2 separate regions of the Homo sapiens genome follow, and region 1 is linked to region 2. The links are chromatin loops, found by intact Hi-C in ENCODE. Cell type or tissue: Caco-2. All regions are shown on one strand.

Region 1 (8,000 bases), 130 kb before region 2:
AAGTCCATTAAACCTCTTTCTTTTGTAAATTGTGCAGTCTCGGGTATGTCTTTATTGGCAATGTGAAAACGGACTAATACAATGGCGGTTCCTGAAAAAGTTAAAAATAGGATTACTATTGATCCAGCAACTCTACCTCTGGATACCTATCCAAAAGAATTGAAAGCAGGGTCTTGAAGAGATGTTTGTACACCCATGTTTATAGCAGCATTATTCACAATAGTGAAAAGGTTGAAGCAACTCAAGTGCCCATGGACAAATAAAATGTAGAATATACATACAGTAGAATATTATTCAGCCTTAAAAAGAAATACAGTTCTTACACATGCTACAACATGGATGAACCTTGAAGAAATTATGCTAAGTGAAATGAACCAGTCACAAAAAAAAATAAAACTTCTGTATGATTTCACTTATATGAGGTACCTAAAATAGCCAAATTCATAGAGACAGAAAGTAGCATGGTGGTTGCTAGGGGCTATGGGAAGGGACAATGGGGAGTAGTGTTTATTAGATATGGAGTTTTAGTTTTGCAAGATGAGAAGAGTTCTGGAGATTGGTTGCACAGCAATGTGAATGATCTCAACATTACTGGGTTGTAAGTTAAAAAGGGTCAAGATGCTAAATTTTATGTTGTGCATTTTTTACCACAATTAAAAAAAAATTTAAATATATATAGACAAAGGCAAAATGGATGTGATGATTGACATCAGTATAGTGGTTACCTCTGGGGAGGCCCTAGTGACTGGTAGGGACACATGAGGGGTTTTGGAGGTTCTGGAAAGGTTCTATTTCCTGACCTGGGTAGTGGGAACATGAGTGTTTTCTCTTTTGAATATTGATCAAGCCACGAACTTTGACTTGTGTGCTTTTCTATATGCTTCTACTAAATCAACAACAAAAACTACTTTAAAAATAAGTCAAAATAGAACTCATAAAAATAGCCAAGGTTTTTTTTTTGGGGGGGGGGAATGAATTTTATCTGATATCAAAATATATTATACAACTATTAAAAAAGTATGGTTGCTGGCACAGACATAGACAATTAAATCAATGGACAAAAACAGAGTCTAAAAATCAACCAGCCAGGGCAACAAAGTGAGACCCCGTCTCTATAAAAAATAAAAAACTTAGCCAGGTGTGGTGACACACGCTAAGGAGCTACTCAGAAGGCTGGGGCAGGAGGCTCGCATTAGGCCAGGAGTTTGAGGCTGCAGCAAGCTATGATGGCACCACTGCACTCCAGCCTGGGAGACAGAGCCAGACCCTGACTCTAAAAATAAAACAAAACAAAAAACAGAACCATGTAATAAATGAGAATTTAATATGTGGTCAACGAGGCATTTTAAATCAAAGGGGAAAAGATAAATTATCCGTAAATAATACTGAAGCAATTGGTCAATTATTTGGGTGTCAAAGAGCCTAAAATATGCCTTATACACAAAAGGAAATGCTGTTAGAGCTAAGATTTGCAATTTAAAATGCACTGTAACTATTCCATTGTTAAAAGAAAAATGTAAGACAAATGTATTAGGTCATTCTCACATTGCTATAAAGAAATATCTGAGACTGGGCTGGGCGCACAGTGGCTCATGCCTATAATCCCAGCACTTTGAGAGGCCAAGGGTAGTGGATCACCTGAGGTCAGGAGTTTGAGACCAGCCTGACCAACATGATGAAACCTCATCTCTACTAAAAATACAAAATTAGCTGGGTGTGGTGGTGGGTGCCTGTAATCCCAGCTACTTGGGAGGCTGAGGCAGGAGAATCGCTTGATCCTGGGAGGCGGAGGCTGCAATGAGCCGAGATTGCGCCACTGCACTCCAGCCTGGGTGACAGAGTGAGACTCTGTCTCAAAAAAAAAAAAAAGAAAGAAAGAAAGAAAGACCTGAGACTGATTAATTTATAAGAAAAGAGGCTTAATTGGCTCATGGTTCTGCAGGCTGTACAGGAAGCTTAGAGACATCTGTTTCCAGACAGGTCTCAGGAAGCTTCCAATCATGGCAGCAGGCAAAGGGGGAGCAGGCACATCACATGGCAAAGCAAGGGCAAGGGGAGGAGGTGCCACACACTTTTAAATGACTAGATCTCGTGAGAACTCACTCACTGTCATGAGAACAGTACCAAGGGGATGGCACTAAACCATTCATGAGAAATCCTCCCCCATGATCCAATCACCTCCCACCAGGCCCCACCTCCAACACTGGGGATTATAGTTCGGTATGAGAATTGGGCAAGGACACACATCCAAACTATATTAACAAATTACATTTAATTGAGTTTAATTGAGCAAAGAACCATTCATGAGTTAGGCAGTGCCAGGAACCAGCATAGGTTCAGAGAGACTCCAGCGCTGCCACGTGGCTGGAGAGAACTTATGGACAGAACAAGGAAAGTGAGATGCAGAAAATGGAAGTGAAATACAGAATCTGCCGGACTGGTTACAGCTCTGCGTTTGCCTTATTGGAACACAGTTTGAATAGTTGGCTGCCTGGGAGTGGTTGAAGTACGGCTGCTGTGATGGACTGAAACTCGGCTACTTGTTATAAGAGCAGATCATAGTCTGTTTACACATCCAGTTAGGTTAGATTTCACCATGCAAGGAGAAACCTTTAGATCAAGCTTAAAATACGTAAAGAGGCAGCTTTAGGCCAAACTTAACACTGTACTAATAATTATGTCATAGTTCTAACATTTTTATGCATAGGCCCTCAAAACACTAATAAATTTGACCTCTTTAAAAATCAAAGGTTTCTATACTATTGTATTTGTACCAAAATTTAAAATAAACTTCTCTTTGATCCAGCAATGTAACTTGTAAACATTTACCTTTAAGTAAATAACCAGCCAAATATCCAAAGGATGTCCATTGCAACATCGTTGATAATTGTGAACTTCAGGAAAAAATTTATATCAAACCAGAGGTGGTTAATAAATTATGATACATACAACAGAATAGTAAGTAGTCATGAGAATTGGTTCTATTTATCACTTTAGAAAGATATGTTGATGAGTTAAAAAAAAAGCAGTTACAAAAAAACAAGGGTAACATCTCCTTGTTGTAAATCTACTGATAGGTACACGTATACACACTGTTACAGGCTGATACGTGTCCCGTTAAAATTCCTTTGTTAAAGTTTTAACACCTCGGAATGTGTTTATATTTGGAAATAGGGTCTTTAAAGAACAAATTAAGTGAAAATGAGTTCTTTAGAGGGACCCTAGTCCAATACGACTGGTGTTCCTTGTAAGAAGAAGACATGTGGAAAGAGACATGATCGAGAGAGAAAAGACCACATGAAGTGTCAGGGAGAAAGCCCTCTACAAGCCAAGGAGAGAGGCATCAGAAGAAACCAGACCCGCTGACACCTTGACCTCAGACCTCTACCCTCTAGAACTGTGAGAGAGCAAGTTTCTGCTGTCTAAGCCACCCCGTTTTTGGTACTTTGTCATAGTAGCCCTAGCAAACTAATACACATACCTACACAGATATCTGGAAAAATATTCACCAAATTGGAACAGTGGTTATCTCAGAGTGGTAGAGTTCGGCTTTCTTTTTAATACTTTCAGTATTGGAATTTTTTTCCAATAAGTAATACATCATTTTTATGATAAAAAAAAAAGCAATGTTAGTCTCTTGTGAAAAATAAAAGGTCAGGGGACAATAACCTGGTCTCTATTAGTCACAGGCCATCCTGTCACTCTCCTGTGCTGCTTGCTGTCTTTCCAGCTTATCCTCTGAACCTCCCACTGAAATAGCAAACCAAACTGAGAAGGAAAGAATTGGGGGATGGGGGGACCTTTGGAACTCAAAGTGACTCATGCCTTTGCTGAGTTTACAGAGTGGCACACTCAAGTGGTGCAGCACAGTGACTGGAAGGCCTTCTCTGCACCATACATAGTGCAAAGGACTGAGATCCTTTGCTTGGACTCAATGTTTGCCTTCCCTTAGCTGCTGGGGTATATGCCTCCCTTTTAGGCCCCCTCCAGAGGGCCGCAGAGCAGGAAATCAGGTCTGGGAGGTCCTCAAGACTCCAGCTTGTTATTTCTGTGTGGGGAGGAGTTCTGGCTGGGTTGGGGCTTTGCATTTTTATAGGCCTTTCACTAGGGATCTAAGACTTGGGAGGCACTAACCCATTTCTTTTTCTTTTCTTTCTTTTGTTTTGAGACAGAGTCTCACTCTGTCACCCAGGCTGCAGTGCAGTGGCACAATCATGGTTCACTACAGCCTCTGCCTCCCAGGCTCAAGTGATCCTCGCCTCAGCCTCCCTGGTAGCTGGGACTACAGGTGTGTGCCACCACACTCAGCAAATTTTTGTATTTTTTGCAGAGATGGGGTTTCGCCATGCTACCCAGGCTGGTCTCGAACTCCTGGGCTCAAGTGCTCTGCCCACCTTGGCCTCCCAAAGTGCTGGGATTACAGGCGTGAGCCACTGCGCTCACCTGAGCCACTAATCCTCATCTTAAACTCTGGAGGCCTATGAGAGGCAGAAAGGGACAAGTTGATCTGGGTTTTAGGGGAGACATGAGGTTCTACCAACAATCCATATACTGTTTGTATTAGTCAGGCTTCTCCAGAGAAACAGCACCAACAGGATGTGCATATATTTACACTGGGTCCTCCGCATCTGGAACCTCCACATCTGTGGATTCAACCAACTGGGGCTAAAAAATATTTTTTAAGAAAAGCATCTAACTGAACACATACAGACTTTTTTCTTGTTATGTCATTATTCCCTAAACAGTATAGTATAACAACTATTTACATAGCATTTATGTTGTATGAGGTATTATAAGTAATCTAGAGATGATTTAAAGTACATGGAAGGATGTGTGTAAGATATATGCCGATAATACATCATTTTATATCAGGGACTTCAGCATTCATGGTTGGTATCTGTGGGGGTCCTAAAACTAATCACTCATGGATATTGAAGGGCAACTCTGTGTGCGTGTGTGTGTGTGTGTGTGTGTGTGTGTGTGTGTGTGTGTGTACATAGAAAAAGAGAGAGAGATTTTAAGGAGTTGGCTCACATGGTTGTGGAGGTGCAAGTCCAAAGTCTGCAGGGTAGGCTGGCAGGCTGGAAACCCAGGGAAGAGTTGCAGTTGGAGTCCAAAGGCAGCCTGCTGGCAGATTACTTCTTATACTGGGAGGTCAATCTTTGTTCCTGTAAGGCCTTCAGCTGATGGGATGAGGCCCACCTGTGATATGGAGAGTACTCTGCTTCACTCAAAGTCTACTGATTTAAATGTTAGTATTATCCAAAGTCACCCTTATAGAAACACCCAGAAGGTTTCATGTCACTGTGGCCCAGCCAAGTTGATGTATAATATTAATCATCACACAGATGATTGGGTGATGGGTGTTCTACCAGAAGAAGTTTGAAATGTTCAGCCCCACTCATAATCTGTTTCTCACCACATTGACAAATCCTACAGAGAGAGACATAATTTTTACTGTAATCAGCATCTAGGAGATAGTAACTCAGTTAAAAGAAGGAGGCAAGCAAGAGAAGAAAGGAAACATTTGGAATCTGAGCCTCATAAGACAGTCCTTCCAAGAATCACATTGTTTCAACCCAGTGAGTACCACTTTGATAAGAACTTGAATAACTGGAAATTTTGACTTCCTTTCAAGTGGTTCCTGCCAGTATAGACATCTCAGTGCACTGGACATTCTTTACAAGGAACAAAGCTTGATAGGATTTCTAATTTTATATAGCTACAGTTTTGAGAACAGGAGATGCTCAGGGCATTGTCCCCAAAGCCTGAAGAATGGGTACCAGGATCTCCAGACAACGCTCTTCCCGGAGCTGCAAGCAAACACCTCTGCTTAGAGAGCAGCCCCAACCAGGAAGCCAGGCTCGGTCACGTGGCTCACCCCCACACCAACTCCTAACTTGCGCAGGGCACCTCCAGCTAATCTGGAAGTTTGATTGTAAGCCAAGGGGAACGGTTATATAACCCTGAAAGTTTAAACTTGGATAAACACACACATATACACAAACAGGAGCCCAGGTAAAAGGAGAAAACCACAAACTGGATCCCGTTTCCTTAGTTTATTGCCTTGTAAAGCAATAAGATGTATTAATGATTACATCGACCTGTCTTCCCGGCTGTCCAAATGGCCATGTCATCAAACTAATTAAAAAGTGTCTGCTGCCTCCCAGGTCCCTTAGAATGTCATCCCTGTGTGCCGATAAAGGTGAAAATTCTTACACATGTCAGTTGTACTCATCTTTGCTTCTCTTTCTTATGACCAGTACTGGGGGGCGCATCTCCCAACCCAAGGGAGCTCCTGCCTGGAGCCTGCGTGTCCCCAAGGCCCTGAAATTCCATTGTCAGCAGGCAGCACCCCCTTCCCACGGCTCCACGGGAGGCTGAAGGCAGCTGAAGCCACAAGAACAAGCTGAGAGGAGAGGACCAAGATCCGAGAGACATGGCCCAGCCCCTAGAAGCCAGCTTCTGGCCCTGTGCCGCTGTATTCTTCAGCCTCTTTGCTCCAGAAAGCTCCACGGAGAGCCACAGGACCAGGCGGGCCAGCAGACTGGCAGGTAGCAGCAAGGCGGGCCGCCTTCCCAGGTAGGTGCAGAGAGCCAGGAAAGGAAATGTGCGCTTCCCCGTGAGAGACCGGGCGACTGGGCCTCAGGCTAATCCCTGTGAGAACTGTTCTCTGGGGAGAGCAAGGGCAGGAGTCCAGAAGCCAGGGCCCTGGGCTGCCCCATGAGACAGCTAATGCCACCGCCCCGCTCAGAGGGAGAGGGTCGTGGGTAGGCTGGGAGACAGCCAGGAACCAGGCAGGGCACTGTCCCTGAAAGCAAGCCGCCCCCCAACAAGCCGGGCAGCAACTCTCCTCAGTCCTGCTTGCATAGCTGAGTCCGGATCCTACTGTCCTGGGGCTCTGTTTATCACAGTTCTAAAGGGAGATGCGTGGAGGGGGGACAGTTAGCCTGATTAGTGCATTTTGCTTTGACAGAATGAGAAAAATAAGGACAGTGTAGTGAGATTTTCACAAAGCTAAATGAATTTAAAGACTGTTCTTATTCTAATTGCAGGTTAAGCCTGATGTTTTGATTCACTTTATTGATAGGTGATGGTTGATAGGTGATAATTGTTGCTGTTGTTTTTAATGTCCTTACTGGCTAACTTGTTCATCTTTTTTTTTTTTTTTTCAATTTTACTGGCCCATGAAAACTCAAACTTCAGGGGAGAAAAGCCTTCCAAGGATGTTTTTTGGCCTGTTTCTTCTGTGATTAGTTTACCTATATTTCACTTCATACTATAAACTCCTAACATGCATTTCATTTAGTCATTGGGCAGACACTAAGTAAGCATCTACCACATTCAGGATAAATATTTTGTTGATGTAATGATTACTTATTCGGGATAAAAGATTTGAATATTTCAAAAGTGAACAACATAAAACAAAAGTTTTAAATGGGTATCATATTTATCCCTGACACACGGAATCTGTGACAAACTTAACCGTAGTTTAGCCGCTAGCATAGGTTTTTTTTTCTCTTAGCAACATTGTAACTAAACAGTCACAAATCTAAATCTCCCCAAAATAATTTGCTCTCATTGACCTTCTTTTCAGTCGCTACCTGCATTTGACACTCCACGTACTTTACCTAGTGAATGAATGAGGTGGAGACTTCCAGAGACTGGATTTCAAGGTTCATTTGCTGCCTCAGCAGAGCCTAGGCTATCCTGACTCATACCAGGACTTTACCCATTTAAACTTTTTTCCCTCTGAGTGCTGAGTAGGGCCGACCTAACACCTGAATGAAGTAGGTTATTGTCCCAAAATATTTCTCTCTTTGTTGTCTAAGTTTCTACCTAAAGTGTTTTGTGTTTCTTTTTCTTTGTTGTTGTTGTTTTCCGGCAGAGTCTCATTCTGTCACCCAGGCTGGAGTGCAGTGGTGGAATCCTTGCTCACTGTAGCCTGGAACTCCTGGGCTCAAGCAATCTTTCTGCCTCAGTCTCTCAAGCAGCTGGGA
Region 2 (8,000 bases):
CAATAATCAAAAGGAACATCAAGGAAAACCTGCCAGAAAACCTTTCTCCTTGACTCCTGGCATGTGCCACAGAAGAGGTGGGGGCAGGAAGGGCTGGCCCACATGCTTCTGATGACAAACCAGGGTAGAACAAGCCGAGTTTGGAGAGCAGAGGTAGAGAAACACACAGCCCTATTTTATTGTATTTGGGAGAGAAGAAAAGGATGGGGAAAGTACGGACAATTCTAAACTATGGAATTTTTACTCCCACTCCACTAATTCGGGAAAAGGCTCCTCCACCACCACTTATCTTTCAAAAGCTTTCTTGATTATTAAACACAGAATGTCAGTCGGTACAATTACGCAGTCGGGCCAGAGCCGGACCGTCCAGCTCTTCTGTGAGTTCCGTCTGCCTGTGCTCCAGGCAGTAGTGAAAGAACCCAGGACAACGCGTTCCCAGTAAGCGCCTTCAATCTGCAGCACAATGTAAATATTCATAGGCGCCCGAGACCAACACCCGAGAGCAGAGGAAAAACGCCTGTATTTGAATGTTCATTTTCAGTTTCTCTCACTGTCCCAAAACCAAGAAAAAAAAAAAAAAAAGCACATGCGTGCCAAAGGATGCTCTAGAGAGAGGGAAGGGAGCGCCGGCTGCTCCTTCCAGGAAGACAACTGTGGGTCAGTTGAAGGGGGTCACAGACGGCCGAATCCCGGAGGTCGTTTCTGTCCACACGGAAGTTTGAAAACCGACCATTAAGTCCGGAAGAAATTCGGCCTGGGGGGTCCTGGGACACCACTTCTTTCAAGTTTGGATACGTAGTAGTTCACCAGCTCTCTGCGTTAGACAGCTGTCCGCAGCCTCCTTACATCCCCAACCCGGCACCCCGGTCCCCGCCCGAGCCACTCACCAACAAGCCACCGGCTCAGCCGCCACCGGCTGGGCCGCGAATCCCCGGGGAGCCGCGCTGGGGTCAGCAAACTGAACGCGAGTGGGCGGCCCACGGGCCGCGCGGAGCCCCAGCTGCGTCCTTATCAGCGCCGGGCAGAAGGGCGTCGCGGCGCGAGGGTGGGGCGCCGGTGCGCGCTGAGATCGACGCCCACACGCGCCGCGCCAGCTCTGCGGCGGGGAGAGAAGCCGCGGCCTGCGGGGCGGGGACTGCGGGGCGGGCGCCCAGCGCGGGCGTTGCACGACCCTCGGCCTTCCGCAGCGCCGACCGCTCTCCCGTCCGGCGGCTGCAGCTGCTGGGTCGGCCGCCGCACCCGCTCGCCCATTCCCGGCCCCTCCAGTTGGAGGGGGTCTCGGCCCCGCCCCCCTCCCCGAGGGGCCCACGCTGGAAAGCCCACGCTCCCCACGCCACGCCCCCCAGGGCGCCAGCCCCTCTGCGGGGGTTTAGCACGCTGCGCCCAGAAGTTGGGTGGGAGACGGCTAACTAGGGGAGGTGTCCGTGTGAATGAAACGAAAGGGGGGGTCTTCCGGCTCGCAGACACCGGGTCTGCGGCGGCCGCGCGCTCCCAACCCACCCGGAGCCTCCGCCGCGACATCTTCCCACGTCCCCCATCCAGGTCGCAGGCGCGGGGGAAAAGCCTCACGGCCGCACTGCGGCTCTGCCAAAAGGGAGCCGGGTCGAGCCGCTGAGAAAAACAGAGGGGAGACTCCTGGCGTTTGAAACCGGTCAGAACCCGCTCTCCAAGAGCTGGGGACACCCCTTGTTTGGAGGCTGATCCCCAGCCCACCCGCTTCCTCCCCCTCCCCACACTCCTGCAGGCGCGGGGCGCAACTTGCAATCCGAACTTCGCGCGGCCGGAGCAAGTTTGTCGGGGCGAGAAGCGCCTGGTCCTCGGTCCGCACCACCGCACTAGGTCCCCGCCACCGCCCCACCACTGTGTCAGGGGCCAGGCGTGGCCCCCGGCTGGCTAGGGAACCGAGCGCGGCGCCGCGGCTGCGCATTCCGTGCGGGACGCCGCTGTCTCCCAAGGGTCGGGATAAACTAGGGGGCGGTTGATCTGAAAGTCTTAGCCACGACTAATAGTCAACCGCCCAGGTGCGACCCGCAGCAGCCTTGGCGATGCAGCTCGTTCTCCAGACGCGGGTCCACACCGGCGCGTCCTCGCCTCCAGGGACCGATCGCTGTTCTCCGTGGCCGGGTAAGGGCGGCCGCCAAAGTCACCGGGGTGGATGTGGAGGGAACTGGAACCTCCTCTCCAGCTTTCCCGGTGAGGCTCGGAGGAAGCCGAGACCCGGCACCCATCAGCCGCGCTTCTCGGCGCCTCAGCCTCGGGTCCCGGACAACACCCCAACCCTGACCCTCCCGAGCGGCGGGGCTCCAGCTCCCCGTGTCCCGCGCCGCGGTCGCCCCCGCCTCGGCCGCCCGACCCGCACTCACCCGCGGCCAGCGCGCCCCCGCTCCCGGCGCGCAGACCGCTGCAGCCTCCCGCCGTTGTGTCGGCGTAGCCGCCTCCTCCCGGTCACTGCAGGCCCAGCCAACCCTGAGCGCGAGGGGGCAGGGCGGGGCGGGGCGCAGCGGCAGCCTCAGGTAACAAAGCTGCGGCCTCGCTGCTCCTGGCCGGCCGGGAAGGGCAGCGCGCCCTTTCCTGCTCCGCCCCTCCCTCGCCTCCCCTTCCACCCTACGCGCGCCACCGTCACCGCCACGCGCTCACCTTCACCTGCGCGGGGCCCCGGGGGAGACGCCTCGGGGCACACTGCTTCCCGCACCCGAAGGCTGGTGCGGGGCTAGGCCGGGGGCCACCGAGAGAAGTAGGGGCGGCAGGAGACGGAGATAGCTGGGCTGCCCAGAAGAGCCAGGTGTCCTCGGGGAACGGGCGAGAGGAGGCGCCAAGCTGGCTTCTGAACCTGCAAGTGCCTTTCACAAAGGAGCCTTTGCGACAGCCTCCCAGGCACCCTCTCTTGTGCACACGGGCGCGCACACACTCTTATATACACGCGCGCACACACACACACACACCCGCACACGCCCCCCGACGCACGCGCCAGACCACCCTCTGCCCCAACACTTGCTTCTCCCTGGAGAGCTAGCAGCACTTGGGCGAACTGACCTGTCCCAACCCCTACAGCTGAAACCTGGCTGCGCTAGAGCTTCGCAAAGGTCAGCTCCTCCCTGGGGCCTGCCAAGCTGTAAATTTGTTACCGTTTTTTATTTTGTTTTTGTTTTTAATTCTCAATGATGATGGTAACAGAAACCTTTAGGTTGTATTAAAGCGTAAAAAGACCCCTCAAAAATTTTGCCAGGCCTCATCGAATGAACGCACGCTGTCTGGGAAAGGCACACTCCTCACAGAAAGAAACAGGGGAATCGATTTAATCACATTTTTTTTTTCTTCAAAGTGACTTGGGGCGCCAGTGAGAAGCAAGTAGTCAAAGAAAACATCCCGGGCAAACCGGCTGACCGAAAATCCACTGTCGGGGTAGGGAGGCGCCCTCTACGGGGATGAAGTCATCGCTACCTTTGACTCTTTGATCCTAGATAACCGACCAAGACGTTTCCAGCCTAATGCCTGACGCCTTTTGCTTCCTCCATCCTGGTCCTCAGTCCCTGAACTCCCAGGACAGAATTCCTGACCTCCTTGGTCAAGCCTTGGATCGAGAAAGAGAAACTATTAGTGTAAACAAACCAATCAACCCCAAAACCAAAACTGTGCCTGCCAATAGCCCATTTCTTGGCCATTGATGGTGCATGAAGAGAAATGGATCCAATTAAGAAAATCTTAAAATCTTAAGGAATAAGAAAATGTAATAAAGAGAAAGACAATGTCATGCTCAGGGAGCTAATATGAATCCCAAAGGAATATTGACTGTTCAGGCTCAAGTTAAATTACAGCAGATCGAAAGTGAGGAGTTGAGTGGCATCTTCTTTTCTCTTACTGTCGACCTTGTTAAATGGGGAGTCCACACCCCTTGCCTACTCCTCCCTCCTCAACCCCGTGACAGTGGGCCTCCCCCCAACTGTATTGAGCATGCACTCTAAAACAGTTACTTTTTGAGAAGTCAAGTCTGGTGACCCATTCTCAGCCCCTCATCCCTTTGATCTCCTTGGCAGCATCCTACCCTAAGGCCTTCTCTATGCTTCTCTGGACTTCTCTGCTGACCCTTCTCTTCCTTTGAGGACAGTAACAAGGTTTTTCCAACTCTCGATCTCCCAGTATCCCAAAGAAATACCTTCTGATTTCAAACTGAACCCATCCAGATGTCGTGGGACCTGAAGCTTGTATAACTCCTGGGGGAACTTCTTAAAGGAAAGCAATAAAAACTTACAAACATAATACTAGACATGTATCCTTGGAAGGGCCCAGGGAAAATGAGGGGCTTGGAAATTTGAGCTTCAAGGTATATCTCCGGGTTTCTCTTCAATGTCAGGGACTCTTGAATCCATATTATCGTTGTAAAATTTCAAGTCCAAATAAAAATATCCAAAAATCAACTCATCTTTCCCTCAAAACTAGTACTCTTCCCACACCCACCACCTCCCCCTCTTTACCTAAGACCTGGTTTTTCTGTTTGAAATCCTAGCTTTTCCTTTGCTTGTCTCTCTTAAATTCTTTAAAATTCAAGTATTTGCTAAATTTGCTGCTCTTTCCCAAGTAACCTGTTTTATTTTTCACATGCACCATCACTGCAGTAACCCCAAGTAGTGGAAGAGGGAACAAGTATTTATCTGCTGTTGGCCACATATCAGGCACCACACTTAATTCTCACCATGATCCTATAAGCATTCTGATTTCCTAGCTTAGAGAAGTTAAATTGGATACCTACATCCACTACCTTGGTGTTCTTTCTGCTTCTCTCTTCTTCCTAAATCCATCCCAAAACTGCTGTCAGGTCACTGTTTTTAAAAGTCTGATTTCATCACACTACCTACCTCTTCAAAACCTTCTGCAGATTCCCATGTGCTCCTACAGGAAGAAGGCAGCATTCTTCAGTCTGACAATCCGGCAGCATCCTACGTTTATCTCCCACAATTGGATGCGTCCCATTTCACTCAAGCAGTGGGACGTACTGCCCCTGAATATGTCATGCTTATTTTGACTTTTTTTTTTTTTTTTTTTTTTGAGACGGGGTCTCACTGTCGCCAGGCTGGAATGCAGTGGAGCGATCTCAGCTCACTGCAACCTCTGCCTCCCAGGTTCAAGCGATTCTCCTGCCTCAGCCTCCCAAGTAGCTGGGATTACAAGCATGCACCACCACACCTGGCTAATTTTTGTATTTTTAGTAGAGATAGGGTTTCACCATGTTGGCCAGAATGGTCTCAATCTCCTGACCTTGTGATCCACCCGCCTCAGCCTCCCAGAGTGCTGGGATTACATATGTAAGCCACCACGCCTGGCCTACTTTGACTCTTATTTTTCAAATTGTACATAGGATGTGGTCAAAAAGTGCTTGAATGAAGCATGGCGCAACTCTTCAATAGAGTTCATATCTTGATGGATTGGATCTAAAGCTGCAAAATCTAGAAGACAATTTATTCTTCATCTATTAATATGCTGATTGTCCATCTGTATCCCCCAAATGTGCCAACCAGCCTTTAAATAAGGCTGGAAAGGCTCCTGAAGCCCAGTGTGCCCAAAGTCTGCCCAGCTACTGGCATTCGTGGCTTGGAGGTGGCGCTGCTGCCACTGCAGGCCTCTTGAGCAGTGGGCAGTGTGACCAGCTCTCACTTTTCCAACCAGGCCAAACCTCCCAGAAAGTGTGTTAGATAACTCAGTGTGGCCCAGAAAATGGGTCTGTACCAGGCACTGGTACCAGGCCCTGCAGAAGAACTGCTGTGTTTTCCTGATTCGATTTGCAGCTTGCTCTTCCCTCTCCCTGGGTTGCCCTTTCCAGAATGCTTTATTTCCTACACCCAGTTTATTTTGATTCTTATGGCTTCTGCCTCCTTGGCCCAGAGAGGCTTTTAGTTTCTCCTACATCAAGTATTTTGTATTTCAATCTGTCATTAGGAACAACTAAACAAAGCCTTCAAAATGAATCAAATTTCAGAATCCATGTAAAACAGACTTTTAGTATTCGCTTAAGGAGTAAGAGTCTAATTCATGAGCTACTTCATGGGCCCTCTAGGGTACAGACTGAGATCTTTACTTAATCTTTAATCGTTATTCTTCTTAAAATATATATTTGATTAGATCAGTTGTTCAGTATTAAGATTCTAGGCTATCTTTGCCTTTTAAAATTGGAAACTGCAGAAAGAAACAAACTCTGTCCACATTATGGTTAAACAGATTTGCAGACAAATGCAAAGGCTTGCCAATCCTCTGACCTTGTTTCCTTCAAAGAGTGGCAAGTGCAAAATAAAATCAGCAGAATTGTTACTGTTACTATAAAATGCAAATTTGTATCAAATACCTTACTGGCAATTTTCCAAATAACTTTTTTTTTTTTTGAGATAGAGTCTCACTCTGTTGCCCAGGCTAGAGTACAGTGACACAAACATTCTCCTACCTCAGTCTCCCAAAGTGCTGTGGTTACAGGCATGAGCCACTGTGCCTGGCCCCAAACAACTTTTGAACTGAAAAATAATACTTTATTTCTGATTTTTTTAGTTTATTTTTAATTTTTTTTTAATAGAGACAGGGTCTCACTGTGTTGCCCAGGCTGGTCTCTAACTTCTGACCTCAAGCAATCCTCCTGCCTTGGCCTCCCAAAGTGCTGGGATTACAGATGTGAGCCACCACACCCAGCCAATACTTCATTTTTGAAGGCTAAGAAATTTAAATAGTAAGTTGCCTTTAAATACTGTAAGTAATGACTAGGCTCTGATCATTAAGAGGGAGAAAAGGGAGAAATATTTTTCTGAATGCTAAGTAGTGATTTTTGAAGTTTTTTTTTTTTTTTTTTTTTTTTTTTTTAGACAGGTTCTCGCTCCATCACCCAGGCTGGAGTACAGTGGCGTAGTTACTGCTCACTGCAGCCTCAACCTCCTGGGCTCAACTGATCCTCCCACTTCAGCCTCCCAAGTAGGTGGGACTACAGCCACATGCCACCACGCCCAGCTACCTTTTGTATTTTTTGTAAAGACAGGGTTGAAAGTTTAAAATAGAAAATGCTTCCACATGTGATGTTAGTATCTAAGGTAGCATCAATGACATTTGCCTTGCCAGAAGTAAATAGGGGTATTTTGTCAACAATAGTGCCTGATTTGTTTGAAGGTAGGAGAGATTAAAGACAACCTTTACCCAACATACAGGAATGAGGTAGTAAGATAATGTGATGACTCTCATGCCTGCCTATCTATACTGTATTTCCTTAGAGCAAATTGTCCATCCATTTGTTTTTCGTGTGTGTGTGTGTGTGTGTGTGTGTGTGTGTGTGTGTGTGTGTGTGTGTGTTTTAGAGGCTGGAGATGGAAGAGGAGACTAAGAAAAAAAAAACTGTAGATATCACTGAGCTTTCACCCAGAAAACCTCCAGCTAGAGCTCTTTTTAGTTTACAATTGACTCAGTGCTTAGAAAACTGGTTGGTGTTTGTGTAGGGTCTGGCTGTTATAACATTCAAACCTTGAGGAGAAAAATAGCTGTAAAATATAACATCAAAACCTATCATTTCTTTCCATTATTTACCACCAGAAAACAGTATATGAGTCTTAATAAGAGGAATTAAGTTAAAGAGTTTGTCAGATGCCAGTTTCTTTTGCTATGGGTTTAAACTGTTTTCAAATTGTTTACCCTTCTAAGAAGTTAGAAGAGCAAACAGTAATTTGAAACCATAACACACACAGTTTAAGCAGTCTCCAAACAAACCTAATCAATCAACAATATTAGAGAGAGAGAGAGAGAGAGAGAGAGAGTGTGTGTGTGTGTGTGTGTGTGTGTGTGTGTGTGTTTCCCTGGGGAAATACTATGTGCACACCCCACATAAGTCTTTGTAGGACATAGAAAGATGGGCAAAGGGACATGTTGGTGACTTAGCAATTGGTAAAGCCCTTTCTGCTCCCCTTGGAAATCGAGTGTGTGCTTAGTTTAGTGAACTAGCTCTGGACAGTTCTTTGCACTAAGCTTCTATAATGAGAAGG

Evidence for each region. Peaks named below come from ENCODE experiments on the same cell type or tissue, not always from the same donor. Only the 100,000 strongest peaks of a DNase experiment are listed, where the experiment ranks them.
Region 1: a loop joins it to region 2, with 2.9 times the contacts of the local background. A loop is called at or near these places in 2 of 110 quality-filtered maps.

The regions. Positions count from the first base shown.
Region 1 is chr4:153,063,392-153,071,391 of GRCh38, reverse strand. No RefSeq gene overlaps it. Among named protein-coding and RNA genes, the nearest start is that of FHDC1, 130 kb to the right of the region's middle. In Caco-2, no CTCF peak of the experiment used is centred here; DNase peaks (open chromatin) are centred at 3,801 and 5,884.
Region 2 is chr4:152,930,773-152,938,772 of GRCh38, reverse strand. FHDC1 (FH2 domain containing 1) reads right to left here and starts at 2,450. Exons shown (of 12, transcript NM_001371116.1): 1 at 2,364-2,450. It overlaps LOC729870 (a long non-coding RNA gene), which reads left to right and starts at 1,936. Exons shown (of 2, transcript NR_136614.1): 1 at 1,936-2,124; 2 at 3,323-4,257. RefSeq lists silencers at 813-1,072, 2,405-2,494. In Caco-2, a CTCF peak has its summit at 3,415; DNase peaks (open chromatin) are centred at 2,052, 2,512 and 3,422; H3K4me3 peaks cover 3,023 bases.